Regions from separate parts of the Homo sapiens genome. Here region 1 is linked to region 2. A link is a contact called in ENCODE Hi-C or POLR2A ChIA-PET data. All regions are on one chromosome and are shown on one strand. The core of a region is the stretch at or near the end of the contact, and the rest is flanking DNA. Distances in the headings are between cores, read along the strand shown. Region 1 overlaps NR6A1 (nuclear receptor subfamily 6 group A member 1). Region 2 has its middle 39 kb from the start of NEK6.

The links. Hi-C counts contacts between places; a loop is a spot of excess contacts on that map. ChIA-PET counts read pairs that join two places held with the same protein, here RNA polymerase II (POLR2A). Pooled maps may share reads with other maps.
Region 1: a loop to region 2 is called in a pooled map, with 4 times the contacts of the local background. The contact joins two enhancer-like sites. A Hi-C loop is called at or near these places in 1 of 37 single-sample maps with no recorded cell type and 2 of 50 pooled maps. POLR2A ChIA-PET finds 5 or more read pairs at or near these places in 1 of 52 experiments (activated naive CD4-positive, alpha-beta T cell).

What each region holds. Positions count from the first base shown.
Region 1 is chr9:124,620,640-124,625,699 of GRCh38, forward strand. The region is part of intron 2 of NR6A1 (nuclear receptor subfamily 6 group A member 1); the gene reads right to left. Among named protein-coding and RNA genes, the nearest start is that of MIR181A2HG, 35 kb to the right of the region's middle. Within about 2 kb of position 1,497, at least 2 of the 41 ENCODE cell types and tissues checked have a DNase peak (open chromatin) inside an H3K27ac peak, as active enhancers do.
Region 2 is chr9:124,216,467-124,220,940 of GRCh38, forward strand. No RefSeq gene overlaps it. Among named protein-coding and RNA genes, the nearest start is that of NEK6, 39 kb to the right of the region's middle. RefSeq lists enhancers at 565-644, 1,554-1,713, 2,284-2,643. Within about 2 kb of position 2,350, at least 16 of the 41 ENCODE cell types and tissues checked have a DNase peak (open chromatin) inside an H3K27ac peak, as active enhancers do.

The DNA.
Region 1 (5,060 bases), core at 247-2,746, 400 kb after region 2:
GGATTAAGGATTGCTGGGTTTAACAGTAAAAGGGCAGAAAGGTCCTTATTAAGATGATGAAAATGTTCTAAAACTGATTTGTGGTAATGGTTGCAAAACTTGGTAAATATACCAAACATCGCTCAACTGTACAGAGTAAATTATGATATGTGAAACATGTCTCATTGTTTAAAAAAAAAAAAAAGGTTTAAAAAGATACATCCTTACAAAACCATGCCTATTTTACACTTATATAATGCTCTGCCCTTGGGAGGGGCTTTAACTTGCATTTCTCTATTTCATCCTCCTAACTATCATGTGAGGCAGACAGAGTAGGGACCATGCTCTTTGGAGAAAAAAGAAAAATGATGTTCAGATTAGGCCACAGCTACTGCTAGCAAATAAAGCACCCAGAGCCCAGATCGAAACACAACTAACTCAATAGATACAGTGGTAAAAATGTACCAAGACTTCAAGATTCCAGGAGTAATAACCAAACAGTGATCACAAGTACAGTGATGACCAGGGGCTTTGCCTGCAAAGTATACTCCTTTTTAAAATTCTTTAACTTTTTGAATAAATGTGCACTTAAGAAATCTGACATAAAACATGCTTTTTGTTCCTTACACAGTCTGGCTAAAAGTCACATCATTATGGATATGCATAGATTCCCTGACACAAGAAGAAACTTCCTTTTCAGTAGCTCAAAAAATGCTTAGCATACATTGGGGATTCAAGAAATGCTTATTAGGCTGGAAGTGGTGGCTCACACCTATAATCCCAGCACTTTGGGAGGCCGAGATGGATCACTTAAGTCCTTGAGTTTGAGACTAGCCTAGGAAACACAGTGAGACCCAATATCTTTAAAAAAAAAAAAAAAGAATGAGTGGGGTGTGGTGGTGGTGCAAGCCTGCAGTCCCAGTAACTTAGGAGGATACGGTGGGAGTATCACTTCAGCCAAGGAGGTTGAAGTTGCAGTGAGCTGTGACCATACCACTGCACTGGAGCCTGGGTGACAGAGTAAGACCTTGTCTCAAAAAAAAAGAAAAAGGAAAAAAAGGAAATGCTTCTTACTAATATGAAAAATAATAGCAAATTTTTTAAAAGTTTAATTTGAACATACTGTAAATGAATCTAGCATTTCATTTTGTACAGAAAAACTGAAGAGAAATGACAAGAGATAAAACCTAAACCATAAGCCACACAGAAATGTTTTTGAGGGGGCAGGGGAGGAAGGTGGTTAATTTTTGGCAATCATTGTGCTAAAAAGCCACAGGCATTCCCAGCACCAGGCAAGCAACCAAGAAAATAACAGCCGAGCATGGTGGCTCGTGCCTATAATCTCAGCACTTTGAGAGGCCGAGGCGGGCTGATCTCTTGAGCCCAGGAGTTTGAAACCAGCCTGGGAAACATGGTGAAACCCCGTCTCTAACAAAAATACAAAAAAATTAGCCGGGCATGGTGGCATGCAGCTGTGGTCCCAGCTACTTCGCAGGCTGAGGTGAGAGGATCGCTTGAGCCTGGGAGGCAGAGGTTGCACTGAGCTGAGATCACACCACCACACTCCAGCTTGGGTGACAGAGTGAGAAGAAAACAAAAGTCTGGCATGACCAACCAGTATTTTCCCACGCTCTTCTCCAGTTTACACTGACTAGGGTTTACAGAACTGCAACAAGAATTGGTTCTGTGTGTAATATCCCATGTCCTTCACACTAAACTGGGTTGACAATGTCGGTGATCTCCCTAAGTCCCGTTTTCCAGATGGAAAACTAGGTTCAGACCGGCAAAACAGCAAAGTTTCTTTGACATTTTCTGTTGCTCACTGCTAAAAAGATTATGGCTTTTCAGCTGTTAATTGAAACACTGTGTGTCAAATCCTGATGCCTAGTTGAGATAACTTTACTTAATCACATTCTCTGAGGAGAAATGTCTTAGAAATAGCTGTTAAATAAAATAAAAGTTAAGCAAACTACAAATACTGAACCACTATAACGTATTTGGGACTTTTGTTTTGATACTTGATATATTTTTTCAGGATTTGGGCACCTACAGAGGATAAAGACTATCAGGAAAAGTCACAAGCCATAAAGAAACAGGTTTTGGGAATGGGGTAGAGCAACAAAAACACTGGAAAACCTTAAAAAAAAAAGAGTAGGAAATTGAGCTCAATTCTGGCTTCAATGGGGGTGGAGGAATGAACTTCTCACAGAGGTGTAGATCCTGCACAAGCAGGGCACAATGTCTGAACGGGTTCAATTTGAAAAAGGGATTTTGCAGAGAGAAATGGACCTTGGAAAATGGTCTATAAACCAATGGTTGTTGGGGTCCCTCAGAAGACTCACAATGTAATAAAACTACAGAAGCATAACAAGGAGGCTATGATGAACTCAGGGCCAGGCAATACTACTAAAAATCCAGAAGTATATTTCCCTCCACAGTGTGCCAAATAAGAGGTCTATCCCTGTAGAGGTTGGCAGGATTGTCTCTGCCTCTCTTATCAGCCAGCCCTCTGCAGAGGTCATGGCAGGACAAGAAAGGGAAACTGTCAAAATGAAGTGACTTGAAGGAAGGTAGGGATATGATGGCAAGGTGTCAAGACTTGATCTTTGGACAGTTCTGAGTTTTCAAAGAGTTTGGGGGAAAGGAGGCCATTCAGGCAAGCAAAGAGCTAGGAAGGAAAGGAGATTCCTTTCAGAGGACTGAGAGGATAGTGTATGTCTCATGAGTCCAATTATTATTATTATTATTTATTTATTTATTTGAGACAAGGTCTTGTTCTGTCACCCAGGCTGAAGTGTAGTGACATGATCACAGTTCACTGCAGCCTTGACCTCGCGGGCTCAAGATCCTCCCACCTCAGATTCCCAACTAGCTAGGACTACAGGCATGAGCTACCATGCCTGGCTAATTTTTTTTTTTTTTTTTAAGAGATGGGGTCTCACTCTGTTTCCCAGGCTGGTCTTCTGGGCTCGTGTGATGCTCCTACCTAGGCCTCCCAAAGTGCTGGGATTACAGGCATGGGCCACCACACCCAGCCTGAGTCCAATTACTTAGAATCATAATATCCTGTCTTAATTTCTCCTCCCTACCCCCTGAATATTTAGTGAGGGAAGCCTGTTTTAGCTGTTCTAGCCCTACCTCAGCTGTACTATATGGGGTCTTGAAGGAAAAACTACTTATCTCTGCTTAGACCAGAAAGTTAAAGAAGAATGGATGTCTAACCACCCACTAACATCTGTTTGACAGACAACATAAGCCTCCTCCCCTTTCTCCACACTTTTTCTTCTACCTTTATTAAGCCCTTACTTTGTGCCTGGCACCAGTGTTAACTGTTTTACATGTATCACCTCACCAGAGTCTTTTAAGTCTGAATGTAAGTTTATTATTCCCATTTCAGAGATAAACTAAGGCTCAGAGGTTAAGTTGCCCAAAGTCAAACAGCTAGTAAAGGGCAGAGCTAGAATATGAACCCAGGAATGTCGGAGTACTACAAGCTCTTAACTACCATGCCATACTGGTGGCAACAATTAGTAATTACCAAGACTTCAAAGGTATGGTGACTCACAGGGGCAAGAGTTAATGTACTCTTCTCTTTGCAAAGATTTCCTTCCAGGCAAATGATGATAAGTTCTATCGTTCTTGAGGGCTGTGGCAGTTTCCCGGTACATGGTGGCAGCAGTGGGATCACAGCCGTGGGTAAGCTAGGCTAGCAAACCAAAGCATCCTGTCCTCAGACAGATGAGAATGTTACCATCTGAACTTCTTCAGGTCAATTTTCGAATACTAAGCTGAATACTGAAAAGACACCTTTTCTATTTCATTCTCCCTCTGAATGGGTAATATCCAGCCACTCCAATTAGTTTCATATTAGGTATCTTTTCTTAAAATCTCTGTTGGCATCATGTCCCTGCTTAGCCTGAGAATGTGCAGAGACAGAACGCTGGGACGGGAGTTATCCTAGGACACACTGACTACTTTCATAGGACCATGAGGCTATTTCCCAAAAGCTGAAATCAAGAAAATAGGTCCCCTAAAACAATTAGTGTTTCTAAAAAACATGAAACAGCTCTTTGAGATATCAAATATTATTCAGTCAGACTTTGTGATTTGAGCTTGCCATTGGTGGAGGCTCTGCAGCTTGCGCAGTGCTCTGGGTTTTGCTCCAGATCTGTCACATTGCATTAGTGCCCTTCCTCCTCACTGCCAACAAAAATAACAGCCTTGAACATGGCAGCACAATCCATTTGTCCTGCTCTAATTACTTTTTGACATTACTTTTTCTGTTGCTAGCTTGTTTTTTTTTTTTTTTTTCTACCAACCTCAGGGCATCATTAGAGTCATCTGAAAACAAAATCTTTAGGTTCTGCCAATATATATTTGGATAACTTTCTAGCACAAAATGGTTCCAAAGAGCAGTATGATAGTAGTTATAAGAAAAGCCACAAGGCACTCATAACTATTTCCAGAATTCCCCAGATGTCACAGAGAGTATAGCCAAGGACAAAATGCCAGGGTTTGAAGTTATAGGACCTGGGCAAGTTGTAGCTCTACCACTCACTAGCTGTGAGACCTTGGAGCAAGTCTCCGAATCTGTCTAGTTTTAGTTTCCTCTTTTGACAAATGGAGTCATCTCTTTACTCTGGTAACCTCACAAGAGCTGCTGTGAAGATCGGTTGAGATAATGCATGTGAAAATACTTTAGAAAGAGCAATAGTGTTATTATTATTGAGATAGTGTCTCGCTTTGCCACCCAGGCTGAAGTGCAGTGGCATGATCACAGCTCACGGCAGCCTCAACCTCACAGGCTCAAGCGAGCCTCCTGCTCATCCTCTCAAGTAGCTGGGACCAAAGGTATGCGCCACCATGTCTGGCTAATTCTTTTTTGTAGAGGTGGGGTCTCCTTATGCTGCCCAGGCTCATTTTATTAAGAGGCATAAAATGATGACCAATATTGCAAGGCTCTCTAGGTTTTCTGTTCTTCATTAATTCTAGTGTGTTCTTCATTAATTCTAGAGTGTGATAGTTATTTTTATGCCAACTTGCTTGGCTGGGCCACAGGGTGCCCAGACTGTTTGGTCAAA
Region 2 (4,474 bases), core at 1,100-3,599:
TCCTTCTAGCTGGGATGAAAGACCAGGGGCAGGGTGGCAGAGCACCCATGTTTACCCCACTCCCATACTCTGCCCAGAGGTCGGGGCCTGTCCACCGTTGGGCCTCATGTCACAGATGGGGACATGGCCTGGCAGGGCGAAGGGACTTCAGGAGATCATACAGTAAGTTAGTGTCACAGCCGGACTTGGAGCCACATCTCCCAGCTTCAAGGCTCCCTGTTGTGCTGTGGGGAAGGGGTGCACAGGGCTGGCCCGGGGACAGGGCCTGTTCCTCACTTATGAGTGCCGTGGGCTGGGGCTCAGAGGGTGACTTGGTGCCTTGTAAGGGGGCCAGGGGCAGCTGTGGGTGGGGGTGTCCGGGGATTACTGCTAAAATAAGTAGCAGCTTCCTCTGAAACGCCTCTGTGGTCTGTGGAGGGGAAGGAAGTGGAGGACCGGAAACAGGGGAGGCAGAGAGGTGAGAGGCTGAAACTTCTGCCAGCATAGCAGAGACCAAGCTGGGCACCCCCCACCCACCCAGACACAACAGTTGGCCTCTGCCAGGCTGCAGCCTTGGGGCTGCAACCAGGAGGGCCTGGGAAGCTCAGGCCCAGCCCTAATATGGCCACCCAGAGGCTAGAGAATCCCTCTAGGTTGCTCCTGGCTGGCTGGGCTTCTTCCCTTCCTCAAGACACCAGTCACTTCATGCACCATTCTCTTTGCCTGGAATGCCCTTCTCTACATTTTCCTTTAGGGCCCAACACCAATGTCACCTCTTCTGGGAAGCCTTCCCTGACCACCCACCACACACACACACACACACACACACACACACACACACACACACAGAGAGAGAGAGAGAGAGAGAGAGAGGCAGGACAAGACAGCCACAGACCTTCATCATGAATAGTGGCATTCACTGTGACAGTGGCGTTCATCCAGTGCTTCATGTTTATGAACTGCTCTGCATGGATGATCTCATTGAATGTTTACAAAAACACAATGTGTGGTTCTATCAATAGCTTCATGTTACAGACGAGTGAACCAAGGCTCAGAGATGAGCAACTTCCCCAAGGTGGCATAGTCAGAAAATGGCTGAGTGGGGAGTGTGACCCAGGTCTGACTCCACAGCTAGGTCATTGAACCATGCACTATCCTCTGAGACTGGGATGGGATCAGTGTTGTGCAACTTGCCTGCTCCAAGGAGGCTGCATTGTGACCCTAGCAAAGCTTCATTTTCAGCCTTGCCCTTCCCAGCACCCCTGGAGTAGCTGGGAGCTATAGAGTACTCTAGGGAGAGAGGGAAACCAGCTTGTAATGAGGAAGCATTTCCATGTAAACATTTCTGGTAAACTGTGTGAAGGGATCTCAGAAGTATCTCCAAGCCCTTGATACTGTCTTGGGTTTTGTTTTCTCCTTCTAAATAAATGCTTTTGAATCTAATTTTGTATTCTGTTTCTACAGATGGGGCTTCCAAAATTGAAAAGCTTCAGACTTCACAAATCCTAGGTCCACCCTGCGGTGCCCTGTGACTTAACCACAACCACTGCACTGCCTGGGCTTCCCCAGCCCTCTCCAAGGCCCGCTTTCACTGTACCGGGGTTTTCTATTTATGGATCCGCCCTGCTACCCGCCACTCCCACAACCCCCACCCATAGATGGGCCATGAGCTCCTCATGGGCAGAGGGCGAGCCCTGGTTTCTTGGTACCCTAGGGACTGCTTGGTATATAGAAGCCCAGGACAGATTTGTTACATGAGGGAATAAAGGAGTAAATGAATGAGTGAATGAATGAATATGGGTCCCTTCAATGCCATCAGGAAGTATGAGAGATACAACTCCAGCTTTAAAACTCCAGGTCAGCTGGGTATGGTGGCTCACCCTTGTAATCCCAATACTTTTGGAGGCTGAGGTGGGCGGATCGCTTGGGCCCAGGAGTTCAAGACCAGCCTGGGCAACATGGTAAAACCCCATCTCTACAAAAATTAACTGGGCGTTGTGGCATGCACCTGTCATCCCAGCTACTCGAGAGGCTGAGGTGGGAGAATTGCTTGAGCCCCGTTAGTGGAGACTGCAGTGAACTGTGATCGCACCACTGCACTGCACTGCAGCCTAGGCGACAGAGTGAGACTCTGTCTCAAAAAAAAACTCAAGGTCCATCTCCCTGTGTGCCAACCCTGCATGGGTGTTGAGGGTGACTGACAATTTGGACAGGGTTCAGCTGAAGCCAGTCTCTAGCAAGGAGGCCCAAAGCCCCTCCGGTCACTCTGCTCCCTACAGAGGCAGCACTCTAGGCCCCAGGCCTGGACCTCAAGGCTGCAGCAGGGCCCCTGGCCGCCCCCTATAGCCTTGGAAGCCCCTGAGAAGAGGCCCTTCAGTGCAGCTGCAGCAGGTCAGACGCCTCCTCTGGAGAAGAAGGAAGTGAAAGTGCTGTGGTGGGTGAGTCATCGGAGTGTCCCTCTGGACGGATTGATGCCATGAGTGGCATAAGAGGGACAGGCTGGGAGGGAAGAGACACCAGGGTTAGGAGCCCTTTTAGTATCCTCCAGGAAGGCCCCACCTCACCTCCCAGCCCCTCCCAGACACAGGGGTCTTCAGCTTGGAGAAGAGAATGCCTTGGAGATGCCATCTTTGTCCTAGTCTCTGAAGTGGGTAGAAATTAGACAAGGTCCACAGCAGAGGGGGAAGATGGAGTCAGATGGGGAGGTCACAGAGGCTAACTGGTTGCCACCAGGGCCAGGCTCTGGTGGGCTGGCTGCTGCCTGGCAGTAGTGATGGCCAACAGCAAGTAGGGTGGTCTCCTGCCATGGGTCAGGATGTGGATTCTGGATTTGAACCTCATGTCCTCAAACCCCAGCTCTGCCCCTCATGAGCTGCAGGATCCCAGGCAAGTGGCTTCCCCTCTCCTTCCTCTGCTGTCGAGTGAGATCATAGCACTTAATGCATAGGATGAGCAGGGCATGATTAGATACATTACTGTATGTAAAGTGCATAGAAGAGTGCCCGTTCCCAGGAAACCCACAATAAACAGTAACTACTGTATCAGGCAGCATCTCATCAGGAAGCCTGAAATGCCCTAGGTTTTGAACAGAAGGGATTTAATACAGGGGCTTGTCTTCCAATGGAAGGACTGAGAAACAAAACAGGGAATGGTGCAGCCGCCCAGGGATAGGACTTTGCAGTCATATTCTACTTCCTACTGATGCTCGTCCTCAACCTAGTTGCTTTATGTCTCAGAGCTTCAGTATTTTCACATGTAAAAATGGGAATAAAAAGGACCTTTTTTAATTTATTTTTTTATTTTTTAGATGGAATCTCCCTCTGTCGCCCAGGCTGGAGTGCAGTGGCGTGATCTCGATTTGCTGCAACCTCCGCCCCCTGGGTTCAAACAATTCTCCTGCCTCAGCCTCCCTAGTAGCTGGGATTACAGGCATGTGCTACCACACCCGGCTAATTTTTGTATTTTTAGTAGAGACGAGGTTTTGCCATGTTGGCCAGGCTGGTCTCCAACTTCTGACCTCAGGTGATCCGCCCACTTTGGCCTCCCAAAGTGCTGAGATTACAGGTGTGAGCCACCGCGCCTGGCCGATATTTTTTTTTGAGACAGAATCTCACTCTGTCTTCCAGGCTGGAGTGCAGTGGCGCGATCTCGGCTCACTGCAAGCTCCGCTTCCCGGGTTCAGGCCATTTTCCTGCCTCAGCCTCCCAAGTAACTGGGACTACAGGCGCCTGCAAGCACGCCCAGCTAATTTTTTGTATTTTTAGTAGAGACGGGGTTTCACTGTGTTAGCCAGGACGGTCTCCATCTCCTGACCTCGTTATCCACCTGCCTCAGCCTCCCAAAGTGCTGGGATTACAGGCGTGAGCCACAGTGCCCGGCCGATATTTTGTTTTTAAGAATGAAATAGGATAATGTAGGTAGAGTGTTTGGTAGAGTACTGGCTCAGCGTAAGGACTCAACAATGATCCTAGCAATCGCTTATGCAACACGCTAGTTCTCATGACAGTTCTATGAAGCAAGTACTGTGATCACTATGACTCCTATTTAACAGAAGAGAAAACTGAGGCATGGAGAGATCAAGTCACGCAACTAGTAAATGGCAGAGCTGATCTGAACCAAACTGTTGGGCTCCTAAGTCCCACCCTTAACCATTACACTATGCCCCCTTCCCATTTCACCATCAACAGCTCTCTCCCCAGTCAGCCTCACTCAAGCTCAACGCCGCTCTCCTTCTCAGAATTTTACCCAGGGCCTCCAACTCAGATCAATAACCAGCATCTGCTCCCAAGGGTAACACCTGACACCTGACTTCTCACCTTTTTCCCAGGCCTGGGGCCCTGGAGTCACCAGGGTTTGAGTCCTGACTTTGCCCATTTTCCAGCCGTGGAGCTTGTAGAAGGCACTTCTCTTCCTAAAGCTTCCGTTTCCTCCACTGCAGCATGGGGAGGGAGGCTTGTCCTAAATTTGTTGGCCTGTGGTGGAGACAATTTGAAGC